2 separate regions of the Mus musculus genome follow, and region 2 is linked to region 1. Evidence: chromatin contacts called from ENCODE Hi-C or POLR2A ChIA-PET data. All regions are on one chromosome and are shown on one strand. Each heading gives the region's core, a stretch centred on a gene start or an enhancer-like site at or near the end of the contact. The rest is flanking DNA. Distances are from core to core; before and after follow the strand shown.

Region 1 (7,956 bases), core at 2,970-5,469:
CAGAGACAGAGACAGAGACAGAGACAGAGACAGACAGAGACAGAGAGATGCAGAGAGAGACAGAGAGAGAAGAGAGACAGACAGACAGGCAGAGACAGAAAAAGAGACTGAGAGAGACAGAGATGGAGAGAGTGTCAGAGGAGGAGGAGAAGGAAGATGGCTTTGGACGTGTACCCACAGTGCATTTACCAGCCACCAGTAGCTATGATTTCACAAGGTTAGAAATATTGGGATAAAGCTTTTATCATTACCAGTTAGCTCTGAAATTATTGTATTGGTATCTTGCAAATTGTGATATTATTGATACATAAATCTTATTGGTTAATTAAGCTTTAGGAGTGTTGATTCTACCAGGTAATTAGGTGTTGAGATGGCTGATTGTGGGGTGCATGGGGTGTTACATGGTAGCGACAGGAACTCGGGCCCCATGCCCCCACAGGAGAGATGGCCCGGTGGGTGCCTTGTGGTCTGGCATGGCAGGAGCGTGGGCTGACCCTGCCGAGAGTTGGCGGGTTCCTTTTTAAATATTTCCTGCAACACCAATCCAAGTCAGGCCAATGTGAGCATTTAAAAGAACAATGGTTGCAATGATTTGAAACATATAAATTATATAAAATCCAAGAATTAACAATTACACACACACACAAAGAAATCAATGGTCAGTCGGGGGTGGTGGCGGCGGCGCACACCTTTAATCCCAGCACTTGGGAGGCAGAGGCAGGAAGATTTCTAAGTTCAAGGCCAGCTTGGTCTACAAAGTGAGTTCCAGGACAACCTAGGCTACACAGAGAAACCCTGTCTCAAAAAAATAAAAAAATAAAAAAATAAAAAAAAATCAATGGTCTAGTGCAGATCTGGGACACTAGCTCTTTTGCTATGCTGAAAACTTACACAGAAAGGAAAAGTCCAGCATTTATTATTACTCTTCTGAACAAACTACTTCAGGGCAACTAAGGAAAGGTCCAGTTCCTGAGCAAAGGTCTCCTTTTTATAAAAGAAGCCCAACAAAACATGTCACACAATCTACCAGAAGTTACATAGTCAACATTAAAGGGAAAAGAAGATCTAGGCTGCATGTCAGTGGATACTCAGTCTGTACAGGGAGAAGGTGGTAGGCGTTTGATTCTGAACTGAGCAGCCTGGCTTCCTCTGAACCCTTGGGTCAGTGTAGTGGTTTAAAGGAGAGTGGTCCTCATAGGCTCATATGTTTGCATGCTAGTCCTCAGATATCGTAACTGTTTGGGAAGGATTAGGAGGTATAGCCTTATGGGAGGAGGTCTGTCACTGGGACTGGGCTTTGAGGTTGTAAAAGCCCACACCAGATGGTCTGTCTCCCTCTCCCTTTCTTCTCCTCCCCTGCTGCCTGGAGGTCAGGATATAAAGCTCTCTGTTCTTGCTCCAGCACCATGCTTGCCTGCATGCCACTACACTTCCTGAATGATGATCACAGACTAACACTCTAAAATGGTAAGCAAGCCCTCAATTAAATGTCTTGCCTTTTCTTTTTTCTTTCTCTCTCTTCTCTTCTCTTCTCTTCTCTTCTCTTCTCTTCTCTTCTCTTCTCTTCTCTTCTCTTCTCTTCTCTTCTCTTCTCTTCTCTTCTCTTCTCTTCTCTTCTCTTCTCTTCCTCTCTCCTCTCTTCTCTTCTCTTCTCTTCTCTTCTCTTCTCTTCTCTTCTCTTCTCTTCTCTTCCTCTCTCTTCTCTTCTCTTCTCTTCTCTTCTCTTCTCTTCTCTTCTCTTCTCCTCTCTTCTCTTCTCTTCTCTTCTCTTCTCTTCTCTCCTCTCCTCTCCTCTCCTCTCCTCTCCTCCCCTCCTCCCCCTCCCCCTCTCCCTCTCCCTCCCCCTCCCCCTCTCCCTCCCCCTCCCCCTCCCCCTCTCCCTCTCCCTCCCCTCTCCCTCCCCTCTCCCTCCCCTCTCCCTCCCCTCTCCCTCCCCTCTCCCTCCCCTCTCCTCACCCTCTCCTCTCCTCACCCTCTCCTCACCCTCCCCTCCCCTCCCCTCTTCTCCTCTTCTCCTCCCCTCCTCCCCTCTCCCTCTCCCTCCCCCTCTCCCTCCCCCTCCCCCTCTCCCTCTCCCTCCCCCCTCTCCCTCTCCCTCTCCCTCTCCCTCTCCCTCTCCCTTTCCCGCTCCCGCTCCCTCCCCTCCTCTCTTCTTCTCTTCTCTTTTCATTTCTTTCTTTTTTAGTAAGAGTTGCCTTGGTCATGAAGTCTCTTCACAGCAATAGAACAGTGACTGAGATGGTAACAGCAATCTCTCTGAGTTTGAACATTTTGGCTACACATCTATATCACATGTAGGCCCATGGGAATATATGGATAAAGCAAAGAGTAGGAAAGATCAACTCCACCTTCAAGTGAGTCACCGTGAGGGCAGAGTTTAGATGGTGCCATCCCACCGTAGAAGGCCACATGTACAGTGTGTGGTGTGCATGAGGAGGGGTCACCACACAGTGAGGGTGCTCTTCACTCAGACAGTTGGGCTCCTCAGAAGCTTCCTGGGCTCTCAAGCACAGAACTCTTGCCCCAGCCGTGGCTGTGCATACCAACTGCTGGGGAACAGTGGGGAATACACAGCACAGGGAGGTTTCGGCAGGGATCTGTGACTGTTCTCTTCAGCAGGAACTGGTACCACACAGTCCTGCAAACGGGGGAATCCCAAAAGATCCACAGGAAGCTAGGTGACAGGAAATGGGATGGAATGTGAACTAGGCCATTAGAATCTAGGTCAGCCACAAATCTCTTCAGGCCTACTGGGTATCATCTAAGTGTCTGGTAAATTGTTGACTGAAGGAATTCTTATCACAGTGGTTCTCCAGTTAAGTGACCACAGACTTGCTTTGTCAAGTGGTCTAGATGCCCTGAAAGCCTTATGTAGAAGTGGTTCAGGTTTCAGATCAATCTGTATCTCTCTTCTGAATCTAACAATTTGCTGACATATATAGGTATAGATCTATAGAGATATAGAGATAGAGGTAGAGATAGAGATGAGATAGAGATGGAGATATCACATCTTTAACTTTGGACTTGGTTGCTGAGGGCCATACCAGTATTGGTTAGATCCCACGGGGGTGGGAGCTAGGGGCTGGGGGCTGGTATGGAGTTGGAGAAGGAATGAGTCAGGCATGGTTGTGGGGCTGCAGTTCTTACAGCCTGACTGACGGGCAGTGGGGCACTTCTTTATTTATATAGAACTCAGTAAGCAAGGATAGATTCATGTTCTAAGAGAGATCCTTCGACACATTCAGTCTCTAACTCCAAGCCAGTTGTACTATTTGGAATCATTGCTGCTGTGGAATTTGATTTGTGTGCCCAGGAAAACCACACCTGAAACAGGAAGTGGCAGCGAGGAGCTGGCAGCCCCAGAGGAGGGTGCTTGCTGCTTCCGGAGGCACTGGCATGTGAAGTCACCACCCTTTGGGAAGGCCGAAGGATCTCTGACATCCTCTTGCTGATGACCCTAGAAGAGTCATTAGTCTTCCCCAGTTGTAGATCTGTCTGCTCCGCATGTTCCCATTTTCAAACAGGATAGGGTTTGGATGGAGGGGTCCTTCGTGTGGACTGCACCCTGGCATGTGCTCATCCTCTAGTTGACAGAACTGGGACCAAGAAATGGGGAGAAAGTGGAGACAGGACCCACAAAGATTTCACACCCACACACATCAGTATACAGGTCTAACTTTATTACTCAGTACAAAAACTTATATACAGCTTCTCAGCCAGTAAGGGTGAGGTTATATAATCAAGACCCAACTGGAGGATTACAGGAGCTCTCTGGCTTTGTTTGCCCCTTACTCTATAGGGGAGCAGGCTGGTTGCCCAATGGAGATTTTCAGAGAAGACAGAGGAAGCAGCCATCACTCTGGGCTCTGGTCCTTTATTCTGTCTCACCAGTTTGCTGGGAGCCACTTCCTATCTTAGACTGCATACAGCCTGATCGGGATTCCTCCAGCAGGAGACCATGAAGTCTAGCTCTGATCCACTTCCTCCTCCACTAGGTTCACTCTCACATCCCCCACAGCTAGTCGCCCCTGGAGGTCCCCTACAAAGCCATCTCTGCAGGTCCTGGCCTCAGGTGAGAATAGCTTGATCTCCTGGTGACCTCTTTCAGTCACTCCTAGCATTTCTGACTCTCCTGGCTGTGGTCCCAGTGTCACTTCCTTCATTTGCAGACTGAGATTCTGAGACGGTGACTCATCCAACTGTGACTCTGTCTCGCCCAGGGCTAGCGAGGTTCCATCCATACTCGGCCATGTAGCTGTCCCCTAGCTTAGCCACCAGCCCCGAGAGCCTCTCTCAGAACCTGTTATTCTGCTGTGAAAAAGTAGTGCCCTGGTTTTTGATGGAGTACTTGGCAAGGTCCTTGAGTACACCCTTCCCCACCCCCCCCCACCCCCGCCACCTCCTCAACCTTCAACAGCTGTGATTTTCTACCTAGGCTGCAAGAGAACAGCCCAGGGAACTTTAGGACAAAGCAAGCAGCCTGCACCTATCTGTGGCTGCTGACTGGCTATCTCTTTGAGGGAGATGTGGCCACAGAGCTTGCTAGAAGCTCAGTTCACCAAATGACTGACTGGCAGTTGAGGGCAAATTCACTGAAGGCCCTCACTAAAGCAAAGCCCTCAGAAACAGGCTCCAGTCCCAGATGCCCTCGGCACTGCTTAGGGATCCTTGAATTTCACAACCTGCCTCATGCTCCTATCTGCCTTGATCTGGTTCCTCCTGGCTCCACCCAGCCTCAGTAGCACCTTAGCCATACAGCGTGTCCTGTTCCAAGACTGTGCTTCCTAACAGAATCATTGTTAGGTTTTCTGTGGTGGGAGGAGTACCATGGTGGATTCATGATGGGTGGGATAAGTCATGCCACAGAGAGCACACCAAGAAACAAGTCTCACACAAGAGATAAGGGGCAGGGGAGATGGAGAAATACAAAGAGCAAGAGACAGAGGGACCAGGAGACAGAGAACAGGGCCTCCTCATCAGGAACCTTTTAAAGGATGTGAGTGTCGCCTTTGGGCTGGTATGTCAGGGCTGCTGGCACTGAGTCACTGAAGGCAGGCTGGGACTAACATTCCTCCCCTTTGTTTATAACAAAAGGTGAGGAATAGGAAGGAGAGATTGGGTGCCATGCTTTTTTAGACTGCTTCCTGCTGTGTGGGGCATTGACATCTTTAGGGACCCAAGAAAGTTGGGATGCTGGCCAAGTCCCTGGAAGAGCAAGCTGTTTCACTCACTACACAGTACTGGGGGACCATCTGGGGATACGGACATGCAGGCAGCAGTTGGAACAATTTGTAAGGAAGGATAGCCTGGAGCTAGCTACAGATTTTGAGGGAACACCTGGAGCTGGCAGTAAAGTAAGTTTTTCCTCCCAGGCCCAGGCTCCCAGAATAATCACTGAGACTCAAATATATTTACAAATACCTTTGTTCCCTGATTTGATCGCAACCTTTATTCTAAGTTCTGCCATGTGGCTGGTTACCTCCACTCAGCTCCCACACCTCAGCTCCTTCCTCCATGTTCCCCGGCCAACCCTCCCACACTGTCTATCCCAGCATTCCATCTCCCTACTGGATGTCCCACCTTCTTTCTCCTGCCTAAGTTTATAGGTCAATCAGCATCTTATCAACAGGTGCTGCATCCATACAACAGAGATTTATCTCTACAACACCCCCCTTTTAACCCAATAAAAGGCTCTTTCTCTTATTATAATAAACTATATAATAACAATTATGAAAACTAACAGGTAGGAATTGCATTCACAATGTCCAGTCCATATGTATTTGTCAACTTAAAAGAAACTACTGCACAAATATTACTGTGAACCTGAATTTATAAATACTGATTATCAAATATACCTTATTTATCAGACATGTTACTCATCTAAATTTTCTAGCAGCTTGTTGTTAAACGGTTAGCAAAAATATAAGTAGCTAGACATAAACCTTAAGTCAGTTTTTGTTAATCTGAATAGACCTTCATAACCTTAAATTTTTATCATCATGGTCTGGAGAGATAGCTCAGAGGTTAACAGCACTGGATGCTCTTTCTGAGATACTGAGTTCAATTCCCAGCAACCACAGACAGGCTCATAACTGCCTATAATGAAATCTGGTGCCCTCCTCTGGCATGCAGGCAGAGAACTATACACAATAAATTTAAAAAATCTTAATTTTTAAAATCATCATATGCAGTATATTCTAAATCAGAGTTGAGTCACATATATAGTATGTTGGAACTGATATAACCTTAAATTTTTATCATCATACAAAAATCTTTAGCAATTCAAAATATTTGAGACTTACTGCTTTGAAAGACCAAACGAGATACAACAGATAAATAGAGAGCTCGTTGGGACTAGGAAGTTTTGTAATTATTGCTTTATACCACATGGTCATCTTAAGGAGGTGAAGTTACACAGCATGTATTCTTTAACCTCAGTAAAGCTAGTTGCTAGCCATGTGGCTGTTCATAGCCTCCTGAGCTCATTAGCCAAGATGGAGGAGAGCCACATGGTTGTTATTTAAAAACCATCTTTTTTCCTAGTAGATCTATTTTTTTTAAATGAGAGTTGAATCCAAGTTACATACACATACCCACAGTTGAATCCAAGATACACAGAGACACAGACATACACATATACACACACATCCTAAATAAGAGTCGAATTAAAGCCGGGCGGTGGTGGTGCACGCCTTTAATCCCAGCACTTGGGAGGCAGAGGCAGGCAGATTTCTGAGTTCGAGGCCAGCCTGGTCTACAAAGTGAGTTCCAGGACTGCCAGGGCTATACAGAGAAACCCTGTCTCGAAAAAACAAACAAACAAACAGAGTTGAATTAAGTACATATACCCAAGTATAGATTTTTTAACTATAAGCTCTTAGTTACAAGTTTAAAGCCAAATTTTGTTACAGATTTTATAGATTTTAAGTATACCCGTAATCCTGAAATAAGAGTTTGCTTCTGTTTTTTTAAAGAGCAAAGCATAGAGAAACTGTAATGATGAAAAAATTTAATAGTGAAAGGTAGAACCTTAGAGATAAGAGACTTGAGATCACTTGTGTGGTGGAAGAAGTTGTCACAATTTGCAAGAATTTGGAAATCAAGTGCCCCACATTTTTGGCCATTGATCTGTACCGGGGCCAAGCTATAGTAGTAAAAATCTGAGTCCATGGAAAACTAGAAAGATGGCTGCAAACAGGAACTCCACGTGGGTGTGTTCCTATGGGCTCCAAGAGGGAGCTGAGAGCTAAGGCCTCTGGACTGCTCAGGCTGAAGCCAGGCTGAAGCCAGGGATGGCCAGGGGACAGCAGGGGAGAAAGGAGATATCCACGTGTGTCCAGCAGCAGGCCAGCAGCAGACCAACAGTTGGCCAGCAGAAGACCAGCAACAGGCCAGGAGCAGACCAGCAGCAGGCCAGGAGCAGCTGAAGAATCAGATTCACAACCAAATGATCCACTTAGACCTTTGGAGACTGGGTTTAGAGTGGGTGCTGCCTGCTGTGAGAATAGGAGTGTTGTGGGTGTGTACTGCTGCAGTGGGGCTGCTCTTTTGCTCAACTCCCTTCTATCCAGGACCAGCTTAGGCCCCCACTTTGCAACAAATTTACATTTACATTAACTGTAAATTAAAGACAGGATGATTACACAGTGTTGGGAAATGAGACAAAAACAAACTGAATTTGGAGCAGAAAAAAAAAACAGGGAACGGGAAATTTTTCTGTTTCCCCAATTAGTGGCAGTAGTTTCAGAGGTCCCCGATAATGTTGGGCTCTAGGGTGCCACTGGGTGGCCATTTTGATTGATTAAAGGTTATGACAAATTTGACAGCAAAGGCAGGTATGTTAAGAGGCCCTTAAGTAGGGCGCTAGGCAGAGGGGTCAGTAGTTCTTCAAGGGCTACCCAAAGGGGAGCCAAGAAATATGGAGGACACAGAGGAAGGGAAGAAGGTAGTCCATGG
Region 2 (7,956 bases), core at 3,383-5,882, 220 kb before region 1:
ATTCAGACTATCTGAAAATAGTCAGACAGAAAACCTGTCACTTGTATGTGGTTTGCAGATCCATCCCTTATACCACAACAAAGACTAGTTGAATCTTTTTAAAACAAATAATCAGCCTTGGGACTTTGCATCTTTTAAGTATCCTCACAATTAAAGTATAGCTTCATTCATATATATATATATATATATATATCCATCCACAGAAGGTGACCTGACAGTGAAATAAACATATATGATAGGCCAGATTCCTTCCATCTGGCCAGGTGGCCAGCCGGGACAGCTAGGGACATCTTGCCTTTCCAGGATGCATCAGGCATCCTTTAGTAGTCAGTGTTTGCGGAGTGTTTGGGATGCTGGAGTCTTCTTTGTGGTTGGGGGTTTTCCATGGATTTTTCAAACAAAAAGTTTAATCTTTGTTAAGGACCTTGGGAAGGGACTAACAGTGAGATTACAGACCAGATGGCCTGGTGGAGGGTTGAATGAGAAAGTTTTCTGAGGAAGTGTCAAGTTCACCATGAACTAGCTCTGGACACAGTAGCCCTGAAGTCCAATCAACCCTGTTACCTCCAGAATGATACACCATCATTCTGTAAGCAGTAGACTACTATCTTTATTTTTGAGTTGAGAATTATTCCTTAAGAATACAGTAAACAAATTAACCAAACAAGAAATATATTTGATAGGGTAACTAATTTCTCTGGGTGTTTTGCTTTGTTTTATTGACCTTTTTGCTATGAGGATTCTAAATACTATTTGCCATTTATATATTCTGAGCCCTAATTATATATAGGTATCATAAAAATTTAGTATTCTGGGATTATAGAAAGAGAGACACCATGGATCAGAGTTAGAAAACTGGTAAGTGGGCCCAAATCTTTTCTACCAGTTTCTTTTAAGATTTAAAGAAAAAAAAAACATATGTTATAAACAATGATGGGTTTCATTATGACATACTATATGTCATAATTATGCATACTATATTTTAATCATATTTTAATCATATTCCCTTCCATTGCTCTACCTTGGCCCTCTACTCCTACTGATCTATTTTTGTGTGTAATCTAGTTCATTTAATCAGGGCTGCTCACAAAAGCATGGGTGAGAACTGTTCATAGGAGCATGAGTCCTTACCAGTGCCTATGCCGTGACAGGAAATGTCTCTGCCAGCAAATATTAATTGCCTGTTGAGCTCAGTGAGAGGTGGGGCTTTGGGAATCCCTCCCTACCTCATGACAGGATGGTGATGGGCCTAATCTTGAGAGGGCCGTGTACAAGTAATCACAGCTGTGTGAGTTCAAAGTTGAAATGACCTTGCCATACCTAGGAGACAACATTCCACAGCAACTTCTTCCTTCATCTCCTACCACTCCCTCTGCTCTCACGTACCCTGAATCTTGAAAGGAATGATAAAGATGTCCTATTTATGGATTAGTAGTCAACAGTTACTTATTCTCAGCACTCTGACAAGCTATGAGTCTCTAATGTTACTGCTTCCCACTGCAAAAACAATTTTCCTTAACCAAAGCTGACAGAAACTATAAGCCATACTCATAAAAGTAAACGGTTATCCCAGTGGCTCTCAACCTTCCTAATGCTGCACCCCTTTAACACACCCCCAACCACAAAATTATTTTTGGTGATACTTCATAACTGTAATTTTGCTACTGTTATGAATTGTAAATATTGGAAATGCAGGATATCTGATATGTGACTCCCAAAGTGGTTGTAACCCACAGGTTGAGAACCTCTGATTTAGAGGACAATTTGAAGGGCACATCCTCTTGTCCACAGAAAAACAACAACACAGCTTACCCACTATAGAACCATAACCTCCATAGCCAGGGACATTTGACCATTAAATAACAGATGTGACCCCCAGGCCTCCCAATCAATTGGAGAGCGATTGTCACTATCTACCAACAGGCTTGCAACTATTGTACCAGTGGGCATATCTTTCCTGGTATTATAGTACTCAGTGCTTTCACTAAGACTCACCAGTTGGTTTTTTGTAAATAAAGCTTTATTGGAACATATTATGCTCATTTGTTTATGTCTCTTTTCTCACTCTAACTGCAGTGATGAATAATTATGATAGAGACCATATGGCTTGAGACATTTTCCTATCTGGTCCTTAACTGAAAACATCCAAGGATCTCATAAAATTTACTCACTCATTCATTTTATTGGTTACCAATTCTGTTAATGACACCGGGGAGTGTAAAGATGAGTGGAGCTGTCCCTGAGGCCCAAAGACTTACAGTCTAACATAGACAAGTCAACCTCCATCTGACAAGGCAGAAGGTAGCATGTATTATCAACAAGAAACAGCTAAGTTGCTATGGTAGTTCAGAGATGGTGAGGCCCCGATGAAGAGAAGGAATCGAGCTCTGCACAGATATTACTTCCATAACTGTGGTAACTGTGGCTACCAGTAATTTCCCAATAGGAACTTCATGAGACATATAAGTCACTTCTCTCATGGAATTTTATAAATTGTGGTAGTCACAGGGTGGAAGTGAGTTCAGATATTACTTTGTGTGCAAATGTCTTTATCAGGAAGCAAGCTTCCTGTCACTATGGGGATAATCATACTTATAAAGATGTTTGAAGAGTTGAAGGAAGGCTTTTCTTGCTCAGGCTGCAGATAGAAAGAATTCCTTTTCCCTTTTTACTGACTGTTCACTCAACAAAATAAAAATAAATGCTGTAGATCTCAAAGGACTTTGAAAGAGAGCCACTCAGACATCAGTGGAAGGCTTAAAAAGAAGACTAAAATTATAGACTACTAGCCATGCAGTAGTGTGACTCTTCTGTAGAGTTCCATCATGCCTAATTGTAAATGAACTGTCAGTAAATTCTTATTGGCCTGTTGACACCCTTTAAGGGTCCAGTCACCACCTCCTACCTGAAAGGAACCCTGTCCAGATTGAGGCTGTTGTGATTAGAATGTGCCTTTTCACCTAAAACCTGTTTGAGGATGTATCTCTCTTTAGTTTTCACGTAACACAGAGTTTACCTGACGCTTTCCCTCCTTCAGTTCATTTCTTGAGACAGGAAACCTATCTCCCAAGCTGACCTCAACTCACTCTGTAGTTGAGGATGACCATGAACTCTGATCCTCCTGCCTCCGAAATTCTGGGATTGCAGGTGTATAACACCATACTCAGTTTATATAATTGATCCTGAGTATCAAGTCCAAGAGTTTGTGAATGCTAGGCAACACTCTGCCAACTGAGCTCCATCCCCAGCCTCCACCGTGTGCTTTTGGAACACTTCACTAAGTTGACATGGATATAGACAGAGCATACATTCAAATTTAGGTGGTTTATTTGGTAAAGGACTTTAGAATTTCGGGTTACTTTAAAAGTGAGATAAGTAAGATTCCTTCTGTTCTGCTTCCAGTGGGATATCAAAATTGTTGGCTAAATTCCAGCTGCTCATTCTTTATATTCATAGTACCAAAGGGACCAGAGCTAATGCAATGCAGTCTTGACTTAAGATATGACTGTGAGGTATTTACCCATGCAAAGCATAATATTTTGATAGATAAAGTGAGTGCATTAGGTGAGAAAGCTACTGAAAGAAACTATCAAATACTCAACAAGGTAACAGAAGTGTTTGAAGAAGCACCAAGCCCAAGTAGTTCAAGTTCCTCCAGAGTCAGAGACCCCCCAGCCCTTAACCATCTGACCGCACTGATGGGAACTCCCTGTCTCCTTTTACCCAGAAGCAGAGACCAGTTGGGTCCAACACTTTCCCATACTCCATACCCCGGTTGCCTGTAGAGCAGAGGCTGCCCCAGATAGGATGAAAAAGAGGAGAATGTAGCAGCCCACTTTGCATAAAAAGTATTTCAGGGCATTTACTGACAAGTAGGTATACTTACTGCATACACATGTAGGGCTGTATTATATCAAAACTGTCTAAATAAACAGAGACTCCACTGTCCCCTTCAAGCCCCACAGCGTCCTTAGGAATGTATTGCTTCCTCGGTTTCCTCTGGTGTCAGTGGCAGGAAAGGCAGAAAGCATTACCTTTTAAGAAGGGAGGGAATACTGAAAGTGCCTTATTTGCAGCCTGCTACAGCAGTAACCCTGCAGACTGGCTTCCCACTCAGCCTCCCATTACCATGCCTCCCAACCCCCTCAGGACCCTATGGGAGTTGTCCCGAGTTTCTGATTTCCAGGGATCACTTTTGAAGATCCAGCAATGCTTAGGTGATATTGAATTACTGATTATCCTCTGGTTCTGTTCCCACTGGAGGCATTCTGGTCAGCCACTCATTTGTCCCATTTAAAGCACTTGGTGGCATGAACTCACTGGGTTTCTGCCCACATCACTGCATTCCTGGGATGCCATTCACAGGCCTTAGCAAGATCATCTGACAGCTGCCTGTGAGGTCAATGAACTTTATGCATAATCAAATGCTCACAGCTAGGAGAAATCCTTTCCTGCTCCATCCCTCCCTGGGCAAAGAATACACGTTAAGCTGCCCCCTTGGTTCCTTGGTGAGGAGGTGGTGGAGTCCCCAGCTACTTTTACATGATTTAATGCTGAGCAGAGAAGGAAAGTGATTGCATCCTCTACAGGGCCCCACAGAACAGTCACCACCCACACTGTTTATTCAGACTGGGATCTTGGCCATTTGGGGTTTAAGCCAGAAGAAAGGGGGGAAAGAAACCAACCCTGGAATGAACACTTTTGAAACTCTGTTGTATTCAGGATGAAGTACGGCCAAGGATCCTTTTTAAAAATCTATTTAAAATCAATTAGCGGGATCATATTCTCATTTGGAATGGATTGTTAGCAAAAGCTAATTGTCTCTGTTCTCACCCAGGTTCTGAGCTTGGGGTAGATGCACAGACATTAGAATCAACCCTCTGTTTTGCCGGAGTCTGATGCTACTACCAAACTATGTGTGGGCAGTTGGGCAACCCTGACCTTTGACCAGCTTTCCATCTGAGAACAAGGAAAGAGGTGTGAGGAAGAGAGGCTGATGTAAACAAGCCTGCTCTACATCCCAGAGCTTCCCCGGGAAGCGACTCCCCAGGAGCTTAGCCCAAACTGAAGGCAAGAGGCAGATCACAGGCCTAGGGAGGAGTCTCTGTGAGGCACCTCCTCCATCTGTCTCTAGTCAGGACTGCAAAAAATTATCGCAGACATGGGAGATTGTATCTTAGTTTCAAAGATCTCGAGAGGAGATTCCGGGACCTCCCTTGGTTACCCACCCTGCTATTTAGCAGTTCCTCCAGCCAGAAAATTCTTTCTTATTTGCAGCCTCAAATGTGCATGTGGTACTGCTTTGGGGAGAAGCTCCTGGTCCAGACCACTCCCACAGCCAGCATGTTTACTCCTCTAATGGGATGGAGCCCATTACTGGCTTCTCCTTCAAGATGGCAGGGGCTTAGACCTCCTTCTAGAACAGTCTATAGGCAACCCAAGATGGAACAGGAGAGAGGGTAGGCTAGGGGTCTGAGGGATGGCATTGATGGAGATTAAACAGGTTAATGAACACTACTTCTGGGCATCTGTGTATTTATGGAGGACTGAAGAGCAAAGTGGCAAGTCAGAGAGTGAGACTTACATACACCCTGTGTACATGGAAGATGCTGAAGTTCCTGCTGCAGATTTTAAAAGAAAAGGAAAAGGAATTCCCCACAACAACAGAGGCTAGGATTGCACTGACTCCAGGACTCTCCCCCTAGTGTTCAATGCAGGGAGCTGGGTTGGGGATGAGGCTGCTGTGCTTGCCTGGCCTTACAAGACCCTGACCTCACTCACCAGTAAACTGAGTGCACTGTATGCTGCTGCGGATTCCTCCTCCTCCTCCTCCTCCTCCTCCTCCTCCTCCTCCTCCTCCTCTTCTTCTTCTTCTTCCTCCTCCTCTACTGATTGATTTATTCTGAAAAATGCAATCAACAATTCAAATAGCAATTTACAAATCAAACACTTGAATATAACACAACTAAAATATACTGAGGAGTAATGGTAGAAAAATATTAAAAGTCTTTGCTTTCCATAATTAAACTATTAATATTTCTATAAAAGCAGACAGTATTGAGTATACAATGTGTTCTTAGCTAGTGGTCTTGAAGCTGAGGTACTTCTAACATTGCATGGTGTTGCAGCATGCCTGCTGCTGAGAACACAGGAGTTCAGAACTGAAGCTGTGGTGTGATCAAAAGAGGAACACTGCAAAAATGCTATGATTCAGTTCCCATTTGATCTTGAATTAATATTGGGTCATAGGATGTACAGAAATCATTCACTGCTGCCAATTTTTGTGACTCTCACATTCATTTATGTGAACCTCATGGGGGTCTTAACTTAGGAAAACTGGATTCTGTAGTATACCTGTAGCCATTCCTAAAGCTGTGAATTCTCTGTGGCAGAGTTAAATATATATACGTGTGTGTGTGTGTGTGTGTGTGTGTGTGTGTGTGTGTGTGTGTGTGTCTGCTAGCATGAAGCATATGTCCATACTTTATGAATAGCTTTGCTGGTCTCTTGGCTTAAAAAGTCTAGCTGAGCATTTTACCCACAATTACATCTGGATGCTTCTATGGGGACTAAGTGACCCAATCTATACATTCTATGAATAAATTTATTGGTGTACTATATGCTTCTAATCCTAGCATTTGGAAAGTAGAGACAGGAAGACCAGAAGTTCAGGGTCACCCTCAGCTACATAGTAAATTTGAAGGTAGCCAATCACACACACACACACACACACACACACACACACACACACACACACACACCTGAAAACAAGGAAGCTCAGCAATTAAGAGTATTTGCTGCACGCATAGTTTCCAGCATCCATGTAAGATAATGTGCAACTACCTGCATATCTACTCCTAGGAGATCTGACACCTTCTCCTGTCTTTTGCAAGCACCTTGCCCATGTGACATACCCTCATAAATGCACATACAAAATAAATAAAAGTCTAAACAAAAAAAATAATAAGAGCTGAAAGAGGAGTAAGATACCCACCCCAGGCAAGATAGGGTCAGATGTCATTGTAGGGGAACGCCTGTCCTTAACTCCACTGGCTGAATGGTGTTCCTCTCTCTCCTCCTCTGACCTCTCCTTCCTCCTCAGCAGATGTGAAATAGAGATACAACCTCTCCGAAGTGAGTTACAGGCCCATTGAAAAGACATCAGATGACCGGCGCGAGCAGCTGGTTGCTTCCCTTTTTATGGGATTATGTCATTGCCTTTCCTAAGAAGGAGGTTTCTCTCCTCCACCCACCCCCACCCCACCATGCTTCCCTCAAGTGCCAGTTCCTTGTGTTAAAGGAATGACTCAGTGAGTGTTGTGGTGCTGATGGTGTGACAAGTGAGCTTTGAGCAGGGAAATGGTGACCTACAACCCATTGTGGAGGCCACAGGCCGTCTGCATCATCACTAGTCCTTTGCTAATGATGCTCATGGTGATACTGCCATGTGTCCCTCATCAGTGCAAGCAGTCTCAGACGTGCTTAACCTGTGACTTTGTCACTGTGCCAGCAGGACCCAAACTAAGATGGCTGTGGGCAATCTCTTATGGGTCCTCTGGCGCATATGCCGAAAGATGGAGGAGTGGGCCAGGTGAATATCATATACATACAACCTCTTAAACATAACCTTCAAAAATGTATACTTATAAGATGCAAAACACTACAGACAGCTGAGACCCATACACCATTAAAAATCTCTCCATCTCTCAATCTCTCTCTCTCTCTCTCTCTCTCTCTCTCTCTCTCTCTCTCTCTCTCTCTCCTTTTGGGTTTTCTATGTATCCCAGTCTGACCTAGGAGTCCAGACTGGCCTCAAACTCATGACATTCCTCCAGCTTCAACCTACCTACAGCTCGAATTACAGTTGTAATTCCACCCACCACACCAAGTTTCAACCACTGCTTATAAATGATGTGAAGAGGAACTGTAACTTTGAAAGCCTCCTCTGCTGCCACT

The links. Hi-C counts contacts between places; a loop is a spot of excess contacts on that map. ChIA-PET counts read pairs that join two places held with the same protein, here RNA polymerase II (POLR2A).
Region 2: a loop to region 1 is called in a map of Patski, with 2.6 times the contacts of the local background. The contact joins two enhancer-like sites. A Hi-C loop is called at or near these places in 1 of 37 maps with a recorded cell type or tissue (Patski). POLR2A ChIA-PET finds 5 or more read pairs at or near these places in 1 of 5 experiments (Patski).

Annotation. Positions count from the first base shown.
Region 1 is chr1:106,404,319-106,412,274 of GRCm38, reverse strand. No RefSeq gene overlaps it. Among named protein-coding and RNA genes, the nearest start is that of Gm41928, 120 kb to the left of the region's middle. Within about 2 kb of position 4,219, at least 1 of the 3 ENCODE cell types and tissues checked has a DNase peak (open chromatin) inside an H3K27ac peak, as active enhancers do.
Region 2 is chr1:106,626,672-106,634,627 of GRCm38, reverse strand. All of the region lies in intron 1 of Bcl2 (B cell leukemia/lymphoma 2), which reads left to right. Among named protein-coding and RNA genes, the nearest start is that of Gm37053, 16 kb to the right of the region's middle. Within about 2 kb of position 4,632, at least 2 of the 3 ENCODE cell types and tissues checked have a DNase peak (open chromatin) inside an H3K27ac peak, as active enhancers do.